Regions from separate parts of the Homo sapiens genome. Here regions 1 and 2 are each linked to region 3. A link is a contact called in ENCODE Hi-C or POLR2A ChIA-PET data. All regions are on one chromosome and are shown on one strand. The core of a region is the stretch at or near the end of the contact, and the rest is flanking DNA. Distances in the headings are between cores, read along the strand shown. Region 1 holds the start of WDR5 (WD repeat domain 5). Region 2 overlaps LOC124902298 (a long non-coding RNA gene). Region 3 overlaps RXRA (retinoid X receptor alpha).

Region 1 (4,295 bases), core at 1,601-4,100, 250 kb after region 3:
GAGGGACAGCATTTTTAAAAGGGAAAGCCACTGAGACATGCTTGCAAATACCACTGGCCATCGGAATCCCAGAAGCTAGCACTACCATCAATCTAATGAGTTTACACACTGTAAATTCTAGCTTGGAGCTTGGAACTGAAATCTTGCACAGGCTGATTGTAACACTAACGCGAAATGGAAGGCATTAAAAAGCATGTCTCAAAGTCTTCATCCAAGAGGAAGGCAGAGAAATTACAACACCCACTTTGCAGAGAACAGGTGTGGCCACCGCTCCATTTCACCTGCAGCAAAGATTCCCTGCGCAAAGATGGATCACGCTGCATCTAGGGCCGAGTACAGTACAAGAGAGGGGGAGAGGAGGGGCAGGCCCTGTAGCGCTGCCCAGGGGACAAAGTGCCAGTACAAAACCGGTCCTCGGTAAATGCCAGCTACGTGGTACTTGTCATTAGTGCAACCTAGCCATGCCAATTTAACCCAACTGCTGCATTTTCCTTGGCAGGCTGGACAAATACAGGGAGAGAGAGGAACTAAGGAAATCCAAGCAAAAAGCTGCAAAGTCCACTATAACAGTCCTAGCGTTAGACAGCCAGGCCAGGGCCAGAGCTGAGTGAACTGTGCCCATGCCCTACCCAAGCGAAACACCAGAGGAACAGAAGGCGAAATAGGCAGCTCAGAAGGCCGAGCAGCTCCTGTCAGCATCAACTCACCTGGGTGAGTCTAGACGCCTGGAAACACCCTCAGAGGAGGAACAACAGATAGGCGGTCTTACAAAAAAGGTGTCCAGCCCCTCCCAGCTCAAGCCCAACCTGCCCCAACCTTTGGGCTCAAAAAACATGAACATGTAAAAGAAACAAACAAAACAACCTTAACTTGACTTTTAAGAATATGATGGCTGGGCACAGTGGCTGACGCCTGTAATCTCAGCACTTTGGGAGGCTGAGGTGGGCAGATCACGAGGTCAGGAAGTTCAAGACCAGCCTGACCAGCATGGAGAAACCCCCTCCCTACTAAAAATACAGAAATTAGCCGGGTGTGGTGGTCGGTCCCTGTAATCCCAGCTACTCGGGAGGCTGAGGCAGGAGAATCACTTGAAACCAGAAGGCAGAACCAAGATTGCGCCACTGCACTCCAGCCTGGGCCAAACAGTGAAACTCCGTCGGGGGGTGGCGGGGAATGCAATTTCTTGACCCAACACACCCACCAAGTTTCTACGTCGGTGGGGTCTAGGCTTGGCGTGTTTTTTTTTTGTTTTTGTTTTTTTTTTGAGACACAGTCCAAAGAGTCCAGGTGCACGATCTGGGCTCACTACAACCTCCACCTTCCGGGTTCAAGTAATTCTTGCGCCTCAGCCTCCAGTTTAGCCGGGATTACAGGCGCGTACCACTACGCCCGGCCAATCTTTTGTATTTTTAGTAGAGACGGAGTTTCGCCATGTTGCCCAGGCTAGTCTCGAACTCCTGACCTCAGGCAATCCGCCCGCCTCAGCCTCCCAAAGTGCTAGGATTACAGGCGTGAGCCACCGCGCCGGGCCAAGGCTTGGCATTTTCATGAACACTCAGGTGTCTCTGTGGAACAATCCTTTTGAGAGAACAGGAAGGTTGGAGACTTGATCTTGAGGAAAGCGGGGGCCAAGGTTACGGGAACGGTGATGAATTGGCGGCCCCTAGACCAGATGCTGCCTGGCTCCTCCTAGCAGCCACTGCTTTTCATCCAGGTAAGCCTGACCACCTGAAGCCGAGCAACCAAACCTCAGTGTGCCCTCCTGGACTGCATGCCACAGGCCGATTCCTGAGTCCCTCAGTCCCTGAGGTGGAGCCCAGGAATCTGCCTGTGACATGCAGTCAGAAAAGCATACTGTGTGCAAAGACAGGAATTAATCTGCATCTTAAACACCAGCCGGGTGGCCGGCCCAACAGAGGTGGGGACCTGGCTCTCCCTATCTGAGATCCTGGACAGGCTCCCCGCCTGGGTCCTTCGCTTTCCTGTCTTCCCCACCGGCTAGGACAGCACCTGCCCAGGTCACAGATTAAACTAGCATTTGAGGAGATGGGTAAACGGACCGGGGTGAGTGGAAACTTGCAAGCGAGACAGCAGGGAGTGTCGTTAGCGATGTAACAGGCCGACCTCTGTTTGGTCCGGGAACGTAACCGCTCAAAATGGCTCTCGCAGACCGGCCAGGACAGGTCTGCGGCCCCGCGCGAGGAGGCACGGTGGGCCTACCGTTCAGGACCGAGGACCCGCACCCCAGGACCCCACCTAGCGAGCTGCAGCCTGGCTGCCTCGGGTTGGGGTGAGCGGCGGGAGCGGGCTGGGGGCGTTTCTACGAGGAGGGGAAGCGCACCTCGTCCAGGGACTGAGTGGCTTGGTGGGTCTGGGGTCCTTCCCTGAAGGGGCAGTGGAGGGAGAGGGGCGATGTGAGGCCGGGCACGCTGCCTGCGGGAAAGAGGACCCAGTGCCGGCGCTCTGGCCTTGTCAGCGGTCCGCCGGGGAGGCGGAGGTGGGGGCGCGAGTGGGGGCGGACCGGGTGGAGGGAACTGCGCGCGCGGCCGTCCACCGAGGGGCCGGGGCGGGGGTCCCGGGCGGGGCCGCTGCAGCGGGAGCAGCGCCCGGGGCTGGGCCTGGCCCGAGGCCCGGCGGGGAACACGTGCGGCGGCCGGGTGCGGTTTGGAAGCTTCTGGCGCCGCCCCGCTGCCCGCCTTGTGTTCCCCGGGCCGGGCGGCTGCCCGCTTACCTGCCGGGCCGCGGCGGCGGGGCCGGGCGCTCGGGGCGTCGCGTCGGCCGCCGCCTGGGCGGGAGCGCGGACTCAGCTCGACAAGGCGGCAGCTCGGGCGGGCGCCAGGCGGCGGGGGCGCAGTGCGCGTGCGCGAGGGGAGGGGGCGGTGTCCGGGGGGCGGGGCGAGCTCACAAAGCCGGCCTCTCGGAGGAGCGCTACGGGCAGCGACAGCGGCCAGAATGCCTCGGGCCGGCCCAACGCTTTAAAGGGACAGCACGGGGCGCGCGCTTCCCGCTTAAAAGCTTTAATCCCCGAATTTGACTGGTGCAGGCCCTTCTAATGCACTTCCTAAAAACTGAAGTATAATAATACATACAGGAAAGTGCTAGTGTGCCCTCGCGTTTCCACAGACAGCACGCCCTGTACACAGACACCAGCGGCCCTCCGGGACCTGCGCAGGTGGCGTCGCCCGGCGTTGTCTCCGGAGTCGATTCGGGCCGGGGCACCTCCCCGGGCGACCAGGCCCCTTCTTGATCATCGCTGGTACGGATGAGAGCGGCAGTGGGCATTTGGAAAGCACCTGGGGCCGCGCCCGGGCGCAGTGCCCCCATGTGGCCTCCCACCCCGGGCGGGCAGGACGATTCCTGCCCATCTGGAAGACCAGGAACCTGCGCGTTCACAGGGTTCGGAAGCCCGGGCTGCGCCTTCCCGCGGGGCCGGCTGCCGGGCTGGGGGCTCTTCCCGCCTCTGCATGCACAGAGCCCGCGGTGCACGAACCTGCTCCCCGCCAGCCCCGCGGACTGGCAGGGCCGCTCTGGAGTCACCCGCGCCCGCTCCGCAGTGCGCAAACTCACTTCGCAGCGGGCTCTCCCGGGGCCAGCCCTTCCCTCCTGGGCGGGCATTTTCACCTCCAGGTACAAGGGGGTGGTCCCCAGAGGAGGACTCAGGGGCTTAAGGAGAAGCTGAGGCCCGGTCCTCTGGCCTCAACGACTGCACATTCTCGCCGCCTGCTTCACTTCTTAGAGCCTTGGAGGTAGGCATGGCCTCCCTATCCCCTCAGCTAGGCCTGTGGGTAGAATAACATACAGTCCCTTATTCTCCAATTAAAAATGGGAACACAGAATATGACACAGGAACCCATGCAAACAAAGGGATAGAGCATTTGAAATAAAAATGCCAAGGAGGGTGAGGTGAGCGGTTGTCAGAGAGGTGGAACCGGAAGACTGGCAGTTGGTCTGGAGTCCCCTTCCCAGGAAGGACACAGAGAAGGCAAGGTCCCTGTCTGGTCCTTCAGGGCTCCATATGGATTTGTGTGCCCAAGAGGCCGGATCCCTTGGGCCAGGTGCCCTGGAGCATGGAGTGGTGACAGTCACAGGTTAGCAAACCCAGTTCGGATGAAGAAGCGCATCTTTATCTCCGTCCACCTGGCCGCCTGGGCCGGAATCCCGAGCCCGTGACACGCTGCTCTCCTTCCACCCCACCTCAGCTCTCAGATCGTCCACTTCTCTCCCTCCCCACCCCAGCCCTACCTCCCACCTGGGTCTTTTCTAAACCTCCAAACAGAGAAACTCCTAAAAATCCA
Region 2 (4,526 bases), core at 2,027-4,526, 190 kb after region 3:
GGGCGGACAAACATCTGGATCGCAGGGTGGAGGTCAGAGGATCGCAGGATGGAGATCAGAGAGGTCAGAGCTGGGTAGACGCATGTGGGGCTATCACCATAGGAATGGCATTTAAAGGGACTGGACTGTCGGCCGGGCACAGTGGCTCACGCCTGTAATCCCAGCACTTCAGGAGGCCAAGGCGGGCGGTTCACCTGAGGTCAGGAGTTTGAGACCAGCCTGGCCAACATGGTGAAACCTCATCTCTACTAAAAATACAAAAATTAGCCAGGCGTGGTGGCACACATCTGTAATCCCAGCTTCTTGGGAGGCTGAGGCAGGAGAATCACTTGAACCTGCGAGGCGGAGGTTGCAGTGAGCTGAGATTGCGACATTGCACTCCAGTCTGGGCAACAGAGTGAGACTTTGTCTCAAAAAAATAAAAATAAAAAATATAAATAAATAAAATAAAGGCACTGGACTGGGAGGATCCTGGGGAGGGGTGTAGATGGGGCTTAACCCAGGCCCTCCTGGGTGAGGAAAAGGCAAAAGAGCCATGGAGAGACACTGAGAAGGTGTGGCCCATTATGTAGTGGGAGGACCGGTAGGGAGGACCAGTGGGGAGGACAGGTGGGGAGGATGGTGGGGAGGATCGGTGGAGAAGACAGGTAGGTAGGGAGGACAGGTGGGGAGGACAGGTGGAGAGGACAGGTGGGGAGGACAGCTGGAGAGGATGGGGGGAGGACCGGTACGGAGGACCGGTGGGGAGGACAGGTGGGGAGGACAGGTGGGGAGGACAGGTGGAGAGGATGGGGGGAGGACCAGTAGGGAGGACAGGTGAGGAGGACAGGTGGGGAGGACGGAGGGGGAGACGGGTGGAGAGGACAGGTGGGGAGGACACGTGGGGAGGACAGCTGGAGAGGATGGGGGAGGACTGGTACGGAGGACCGGTGGGGAGGACAGGTGGGGAGGACAGGTGGGGAGGATGGGGGGAGGACCAGTAGGGAGGACAGGTGAGGAGGACAGGTGGGGAGGACGGAGGGGGAGACGGGTGGAGAGGACAGGTGGGGAGGACACGTGGGGAGGACAGCTGGAGAGGATGGGGGAGGACTGGTACGGAGGACCGATGGGGAGGACAGGTGGGGAGGACAGGTGGGGAGGATGGGGGGAGGACCAGTAGGGAGGACAGGTGAGGAGGACAGGTGGGGAGGACGGAGGGGGAGACGGGTGGAGAGGACAGGTGGGGAGGACACGTGGGGAGGACTGATGGGGTGGGGGCCCCCAGAAGGCACCAGAAGAAAGCAGTACAGGGCTGCTGGAGAATAGAGTAGGTTTGGCAACACAGAGGTTGCTGGAGACCTTGGCGAGACTTCTTTTATGCCAGATTCGTTTCTACAGGGACTGAGGAAGAGGAGTCTATAAAGAGAAATAGCTGTGGGGTGTTGTGGGGTTGGCGGGCCAGCTTGGCTGGGGGTGGCCAGGAATGAGCCCGCACACAGGGAAGTTGACAGGGCGGATGAGAGCTGCTCTGAAGCCATCCTGACCCCAAACTTAGATTTCCCCCCGGCTGCCTTTTGATTCTTATCCCTACCCCTAATCCCTCTTCATGCTGCAGCCAGAGGAGGCTGGGGTTCAGGGAAGACCGAGCTGCAGCTCCCCAGCAAATCCCGAGTCCCTCTCCGGCTCAGGAGGCCTGAGCTCCAGCCATGCCCTTTCTCAAGCCCCTGTAGGAAGCACTGCCTCATCCTCAGGCACTGCGTAGGCCTTCTCCACATGCCCCTGGTAAGCCTCACTCCTCATGGTCCCAAACTCTTCAGAGGCCTCAGCTGTGTGTCCAGCCTGGCTCAGGGTGGGCACTGAGACACGAATGCAGAGCCCTAACCTTCGACCTCCCACCCTCCCCTTCCTCTCTGCTCTAGTCATCCAGCTTCTTCTCGAATGTCTCCCATGACGGGGTGCTCAGCATCACTCAAGCCAGCTGTGTCCCTGCTTTGGGTTTTCCCCTGGTATGAGTTCAGGGCCAGAGCAGGGAGCCGGGGCCCATCGTAGTGCAGGGGTGGGGGCTCTCCCCAGCTGGGGGAGCGTCCCAGGTCTCCTGGGAGACCTGGGCACATGTGCAGCTGCTGTGCACAGGCAGGAAGATGGCGGCCTCCACTGACCAAGCTCTCAGACGACTCATCAGCTGTGACACACGCCTTTTCATTTGGACCCATTAGGGTAACCTGGTGGAAATAAAGCATCTGTCACACCCCAGGAAAGTGTCACACAGGTATTCCCAAATTCTCTTTCTCCACAGCCCTCAGAGGTCTGACGGCCATTCATACCCATCAACCGGGAGAAAAATCATGTCATTTCCATAATGCACACCCTCTCTGCAGAGGCGCTATAAATATGTAGAGATGACATCGCCGCAGCGTGGCTTGTGTGAGTGATGTCATCTCGGGGGGTTGCCTAGCAACCCCGACAACGTTTGGGAGGCTCTAATTCTTGAGTGGGATAAAGTCACATTTACGCAGTTCAGTTAATCAGCTTCCTGGCAACTCCGCCAAGATGATCTCATTTTATTCATGATTATTTTATGTGAAATGCACTTTTAGCTCTAAGAGAACACAAAGATTTAATTCAAAACTCGCTATTGCTTTGTGTTTCCAGGGTGTCGTTAACACGGCGTCCATGCAAATAACCATGGTAACACACGGATAATTAGTATATATGGCACGCGGTATTAATACAGAGCCGGGGCCGGCTCCCAATCAGCGCCGATTACCGCGTGTTATTACTGGAGTAATTACCTGCAGTAACACACAAATTGAACTAAATGGTCAATTGAAGTAAAGTGAATGGCTTTTTATTCTAGTTCCTAAATAATGTGTCTGCTTGGCTGAGTAGTTCAAGGTAAATAAAAGTCTTAAATTGATGGCCTCTTCCCCACCGCCCCTCCCTGGGTGGAGAATTGGGCTTCGTGGGTCTTGCAGTCTGGTAACCAGACAGTTACTCCTGGAAGCATCTGCCTCTCCTCCAGCCTCCCCACCTCGAAAACGAGCACCCCCATCAAGCATCCCTGCAGAGCTCTGGCCCTTATTAAAAATTCCCAAGCCCTGTGTGCCGTCTTACTCATCCCCCCAGGGAAGAGGGCACGGAACTTTCCAGATAGAAGATGAAGAGCAAAAGGCAGCGGCCTTCCTCCCAGGGATGTTTTCTTGCCCCTCTGGTAGGTGGGGCAGAAAGGAATCACTGGCTTCCTGTTACAGGATGGAAGCGGGGAGGGGAGGTCAAAGGTCACTTCTGCCTTATTAGCAGAGCGTTTCTAAAATTCCATAAACTTAGAAGATCTTCAAACAGGAAGTCACACTGGACCTCTCAAAGAGACAGGGCACATACCGAATTTGAGCTGCTTCGCTCCCTTCAGAGAGGGAGAGGGAGAAGGGAAGGCATGCAGACGATCCTTGGACTGGGCGCGGAGAAGATCAGATGCCCAGCGATGGGGACAGGGGATAGAGTCAGTCTTATTCTGGTCCTTTCTCTGTGACAGGAGCAGTGTTGGGACGGAAGCAGGCCTGGGGAGGTGGGAAAGAAACGTCAAGTCCTTCATTCAGCCCATCTGGGATGATGGGCCAGGGTGCCCACATGGGCATCGAACTCCTAGAAGGCAAAGACAGAGTGCAGAGGAGTATAAAGAGGGTCCGGCTGCTCGGGGTTTCTCTGAGGGAGCCGTATTTAAGCTGAAACTGGAAGGGTGAGGGAGGTCGCAGGGAAGGAGGTTGCAGGGAAGGAGGCTGCAGGGAAGGAGGGCTGAGGAGGACACTAGCAGTCAGGGAAGGGCCAGCAAAAAGCCCTGTGACTAAGAGAGGCCACTCCACTGCACCACCATCTTGAAATGTCACATGTGTGGAAATGCGTAAGTACAGAAATCTAGGAGAAGGAAAGAAAAACGTGGCTTAAAAACCCACAGCCATGTCTGCATTCCAGGGTGGCAGGGGCAGAATTCATTACAGGGCAAGCAAGATGCTTTGTTACTCAGAAAACCCTCTTAAGCGCCTTTGCTTGTCAAGGTAAGGCCACCTCTCTACTCTGGATTGGAGAGTCTGAGACCAACAAAGAGAACAAATTGCATTTCAAAACAAAGGGATTTTTGATCAAAACACTTGCAGGTGCACAGCTGCTCACACCCACTGCCCCACCACAAGGCAGCCATCAGTGCAATATAAACAAGGGGGCCCAGAACATATGCCTGGGCTGAAAACAAGACAAGCCTCTCACAAATCAGAAACAGAAGGAGCAGGGTGAGCACCACAGCCCACAGGGCTCCAGGTTGGGAGTGGCAGGATCTGGACTCAGCACTCCCAAAGGGCAACAGGGACTGGAGTCCAGTGCGGGCCAGGACACAGGCTTGGGAAAGAGGGCAAGAAAACAGCCCAGCAGCCTTGGTGCTGAAGTTATAGTTTAGGGACACTGCAGTCTATGGAGGAGGCAGGTGGTGGGGTTAGCAGGGAAGGGCTGATGCCACAACCTCAAAATGAGAAGCCTCACCAAGATGCCTTCTGCCT
Region 3 (4,418 bases), core at 1,701-4,200:
CCCTGAGAAGCCCACCATGGGAGCTGCGGCCACAGGCCTCACACCAGGCCCAGCTACATTCAACCAGATATGCACGCACCACCTTCCCCGAGTCTTGCAGCCGTTGCTATGATCACCCACCACGCTGGCAGGGCTGCCAGATGCCCATGGCGGCCACTGTCCAGGGATGCCCCAGGCGCTAAGGGGCACACTTAACCTGGGACCAGGCTGCCTGAACCACCATGGTTCAGAAGAGGAAACAGCCCCAGAGCAGCATCCACTCCCAAATTCTTCACAGCTTAGAGGCAGATGTGGACAGGAGGGGCACACCTGGGCCAGGCAGCTGGGAGGTGCAGGCCAAACTCTTGACAGACCCCTGGTCCTCTGTGACCCAGCCTCCTGGTTGTGTCATGCCCCCTTCACCACCCTGTGTGTGCCCCAGTGCTACAGGGAGAAGAGCGCCCAGGTCGCTCATGGCTTTAGGCTGACGGCAGAGCCGGCTGCACCCCTCCCTGCCCAGCTCGCCCTGCACTTGGTCCGATGCCCCAGACGCTGGCTCAGGAAATGTCAATTCCCTACTGTCATTTCCCGCTTCCCCATGATTCCCGGGTTTCCCAGGGCAGGATGGGTTTTTTTTTTTTAAGAAGAAGCCAAGTAACCACCTGCAGAACTGGCCCCTAACAGGGACGAGCAGGCAGGGTCTGTCCCTAGAGGGCTGAGGGGCTGGCAATGACCGGCCAGTGACTGTGGGACTCGGAGCCCCATCCCAGAGTGCCTGCCCAGGGACGGGTTCCCAACGCAGCCGCTACTCCTCCACTCCCACGACTGGCACAAACCTCAAGGGACGCCCATCCCCAAGGTGCAACCCGCACGGCCAAAATGAAGTCCTGAACCCAGGGGCCAGGACCAGGGACCGCAAATCTGAGGCTGGCCCTTTTAGGAGAGCTACAGGGCATCTGATTTTACCAGGAAGCACCCACATCCCCCAGCCTAAAGATGGCTAGGGTAAGCGAGAATTCAGGTAGCCTCATGGACGGAGTCACCCACCCATCCCAGGGACCCAGAAGTCAGGAGGGCTTGGCCCAGCCAGCGCCAAGGAGGAAGCCAGAGGAGAGCCGTGATGGAAATCGCGCAGCTCTGGGGCCAGGCCTGTCCAGCCACGCTCGCTCCACTGGTTCCCAAAAAGGAGCTCCTGCCATGGGGGTACAGGGAGGAGGTGGGCTCAGGGCCACCCACCTAGAAAGATGCCAAGGGGCCCCGGAGAGTCCTGAGAGCTGCTTTCCAGCCACAAGGCCGGAGACACTCGGTAAGCTGACCTGTGCCCCTGTACGGCCATTCCCCCCGGGGCATCGTGAGCAGACCACCCATCTGCTGCCTGGGGCAGAGGCTAGGAGGGTGGGAGGGCGGGAGTCAAGCCCCAGTCCTGGCAGAGTCCCCGTGGAAAGAAGCGGAGTCACGGAAAGGGCGTGACCAAAGGCGTGGGGCCACCAGGAAGCTGGGAGCCCCAATCGCCTGCATGTGACGTCCTTCCCACCCTCCCCCTCTGCAAAATGGAGGCTCTGACACCGGGGCTTGCCCTGCACACTGCACCAAGCCAGGTGACTGTCACGGCCCCCTGCAAACACACAGACTCCATCATGTGGTAGAAGAGCTGCCGTAGGCCGCAGCTACCACAGCTCAAACACCTAACTGCAGGTGCACGCCAGGCCAACATTTCATTACATGAGCTCACAGAAGTGTGGTGACAAGGGGGAGCCGCTCCTCCTGCCCCCGTCCTGCAGGGGAGGAACCAGGGCTCAAGGAGGCGAGATGTTTCCAAGCCCGGAACAAGAGCTGCCGGGTCAACGCCTGGAGGCCTGGCTTTCTGAAGCCTCGGTCCACCCCTTGGCCACCCCTCGACCACCAGGGTGGCCAGACACAGCAGACACCCATGAGCCCTGAGAGTTCCAGCAATGACGCCCACCTTGGAGGACGGGTACCAGCTCGGGGACTTGGCAGAATGCTCACCTCTCCAGGGCCAGGCAGGGGCTCCTGGGCAGCGCAGCCTCCCTTCCAGGCCGTACCCCTGAACTGTGTCTAGCACCACCACAGGGCCAGACCTTCGAGGAGGGTGAGTGGGAAGCAGGGGAATTCCTGGAGAAACCCCGCCTGCCCCACAGCCCGCCTGTGTGGCGAGGGGGCCCCCAGCCTGTGGGCTCCTGGGGGTAGTTTCCCTTCAACAGGAAAAGAAATGATTCTTGTTTCATTTTGAGCCATGTTGCTCTCGGTGGCTCAGAGGCCCTGCCACCGCTGCCAGCAGCTCTGTCGTGGAACGGCCAGGCTTTCCACCCTCAGGGCGGCTCTCGTCTCCACCTTCATGTGCACGGCCACCTGGCTCAGGAACACCCCTGCAGTTCCTCAGGTCCCACCTGTGGTGGAGCGTGGCCAGCTCCATGCCAGAGGCCAACACGATGGTTCAGTCGGGGACTCTGAAATGATCAGGGCAGAGGATGCTCCCCCAGGCATGTCCTGGGGCCTGGCATGGGGCCGGCCTCTCTGGGGGACATCCCCAGTCTTCCCACGGCCCGCTGAGCAGCACCATTTGCAGATGGGGGCACCGGTGCTTAGAATAGGCAGGGCATGGCCACCGGGGCCACGCGGTGGACAGAGTCCAGGCAGGGAACCCCTGAAGGACAGAGCACCTGCTCAGCACCCAAGGCTGGCAGTGGGGACCCTCTCCAGCTGGTGCCGGCTTTCCAAGAATCCCCTCCACACCCGTGCCATAAGCCCAGGCCCACCCTAGCACGCAGCATCCTTCCCACAGAAGAGGCTTACCACCCACGCACCTGAGCCGGATGCCTGTCATGTGCAGGGGCCTGACTGGCGGGGCATCTGCAGACGGGGGACAGGGCCTCACCCATGAGACAGACCAAGAACGGGACGTCAGCCCGCTGAGCAGGACTTCCCCCATCACAACCCCAACATGGGCGCCCTCCCTGCCTCTGCCACTCCCAGGGCTGCGGCGGAGCTCAACGACACCAGCCCAGAGGCTCAACTGCACCCAGAGTTGCCTCTTCCGAGCTCAGCCTCAGCACGTCCCTCCTGCCCCGCAGAAACTTGCTGAGGGCCCGGGTCAGGCTCATCACCACTCTGAGCGAGACAAACCACCCCGTGGCCACAGGCGCCACAGGCCCCACAGGCTGAGCCTCAGAAACCTCCCTCCTGGCTGCCGTGCCTGCTGTGTAGGGCCTGGCCCCCCACCCACTGTCCCAGACTGGGGGCTTTGGACTTTGGGAGTGTAATGGGGAGCCCTGGGAACTTCTGGCAGCGACAGAGTGGACCTCCCGCCAAGTGACCCGTGGAAGGGACGGCAATGGAGAGGAGGGTGTGCTGAGCTGGCTTTAGCCTGGCCTGGGCTAGGTCTGAACTTGGCCACTTCTAGGGGCACCCGGGCCCCTACCCACTGTGTGTCAGACTCCCCCTCCCCTTCCCTTAAGCCCAGGGATTGGGGAGCGGACTCCACCCTGCACCAAGGAGATGCCGACCCAGGAGGCCGAGAGAAAAATCCTGCCGGGGAATGCAGGCAAGCGCAGGCTCCGGCCTGCTGCCCCCAGGACGGCCACCCCCATCCTCATCAAGGCTCTGACCCAAGGCCTCGCTGTGTCCCCTCCCAATCCCACCAATCGGCACATATCAGGGTACTGTGGCAGCAGGAGGGGACGAGCCGCTGGCCTGCAGATGCGAGGGTGAACAGGTGGCAGGCAGCTTCTCTGCTCCTCGGTGCCCAGCCCCAAGAACCTGAGACGGGGCTGCAGCTAGCACGCACGGTAACTCCCAGCCTAGCCGGCAGCCCCCAGGGGCCTCGGAAGGAAGGGGAGGGATGGAGAGGCCAGCTGCAGCTATGGAGTCTCTGTCCAGACTCTGGGTGACCCCATCCACAGAGTGCCTCCCGCAGGAACGTCTGCCAGCCCCCTCTGTACAGGCAGAGCCAGACATGGCCAAGTCCAGACCTTGCCCAGGCCAGGCTAAGGCCAGCTCAGCACACCCTCTCCACCACTGTCCCCTCCACTGGTCACTTGGCAGAATGTCCACTCTGTCACCATCAGAACTTCCCAGGGCTCCCTATTACACCCCCAAAATCCAAAGCCCCAGGCCTAGGATAGAGATGCCCAAGCCCTGGCCCCGCTAGCCCTCTGGGGCTAGCCCTCTGCTGTCCCAGGGCTCCCCATTATACCCCCAAAGTCCAAAGCCCCCAGCCCGGGACAGAGGCGCCCAAGCCCTGGCCCCCTAACCCCCTGGGGCCAGGCCTCTGCTGTCCCTGTCCAGCACCCTTCCCAGCCTGCTTGGCCTCACCAACGTCCACTTCTCTGGATCCCACGAGCAACCCCCCGGGGGTGACCAAAGCCAGCGCCCACGTGTGCAGGGAACCCAGCAAAACTGCATTTCCACCATTCTCTCCC

Evidence for each region. A loop is a pair of places that touch in the nucleus more often than their neighbours do. ChIA-PET counts read pairs that join two places held with the same protein, here RNA polymerase II (POLR2A). Pooled maps may share reads with other maps.
Region 1: a loop to region 3 is called in a pooled map, with 14 times the contacts of the local background. The contact joins the promoter of WDR5 here to the enhancer-like site in region 3. A Hi-C loop is called at or near these places in 1 of 37 single-sample maps with no recorded cell type and 8 of 50 pooled maps. POLR2A ChIA-PET finds 5 or more read pairs at or near these places in 2 of 52 experiments (CD4-positive, alpha-beta memory T cell and H1).
Region 2: a map with no recorded cell type shows a loop between it and region 3 (8-fold over the local background). The contact joins two enhancer-like sites. A Hi-C loop is called at or near these places in 1 of 37 single-sample maps with no recorded cell type and 3 of 50 pooled maps. POLR2A ChIA-PET finds 5 or more read pairs at or near these places in 3 of 52 experiments (CD4-positive, alpha-beta memory T cell, naive thymus-derived CD4-positive, alpha-beta T cell and naive thymus-derived CD8-positive, alpha-beta T cell).

Annotation. Positions count from the first base shown.
Region 1 is chr9:134,134,637-134,138,931 of GRCh38, reverse strand. WDR5 (WD repeat domain 5) reads right to left here and starts at 2,850. Exons shown (of 14, transcript NM_017588.3): 1 at 2,732-2,850. It overlaps WDR5-DT (WDR5 divergent transcript), which reads left to right and starts at 2,950. Exons shown (of 2, transcript NR_186420.1): 1 at 2,950-3,746. RefSeq lists enhancers at 1,869-2,793, 3,700-3,809 and silencers at 2,720-2,899, 3,340-3,509.
Region 2 is chr9:134,204,026-134,208,551 of GRCh38, reverse strand. It overlaps LOC124902298 (a long non-coding RNA gene), which reads right to left. Exons shown (of 3, transcript XR_007061835.1): 2 at 3,361-3,536; 3 at 1,864-2,201. LOC107987137 (a long non-coding RNA gene) reads left to right here. Exons shown (of 3, transcript XR_001746962.2): 3 at 1-182. Among named protein-coding and RNA genes, the nearest start is that of RNU6ATAC, 42 kb to the right of the region's middle. RefSeq lists enhancers at 3,828-4,327, 4,328-4,526. Within about 2 kb of position 3,276, at least 4 of the 41 ENCODE cell types and tissues checked have a DNase peak (open chromatin) inside an H3K27ac peak, as active enhancers do.
Region 3 is chr9:134,389,228-134,393,645 of GRCh38, reverse strand. The region is part of intron 1 of RXRA (retinoid X receptor alpha); the gene reads right to left. Among named protein-coding and RNA genes, the nearest start is that of MIR4669, 12 kb to the right of the region's middle. RefSeq lists a silencer at 369-663 and enhancers at 1,614-1,823, 1,864-2,353, 2,404-2,503, 2,884-2,973, 3,334-3,383. Within about 2 kb of position 2,950, at least 7 of the 41 ENCODE cell types and tissues checked have a DNase peak (open chromatin) inside an H3K27ac peak, as active enhancers do.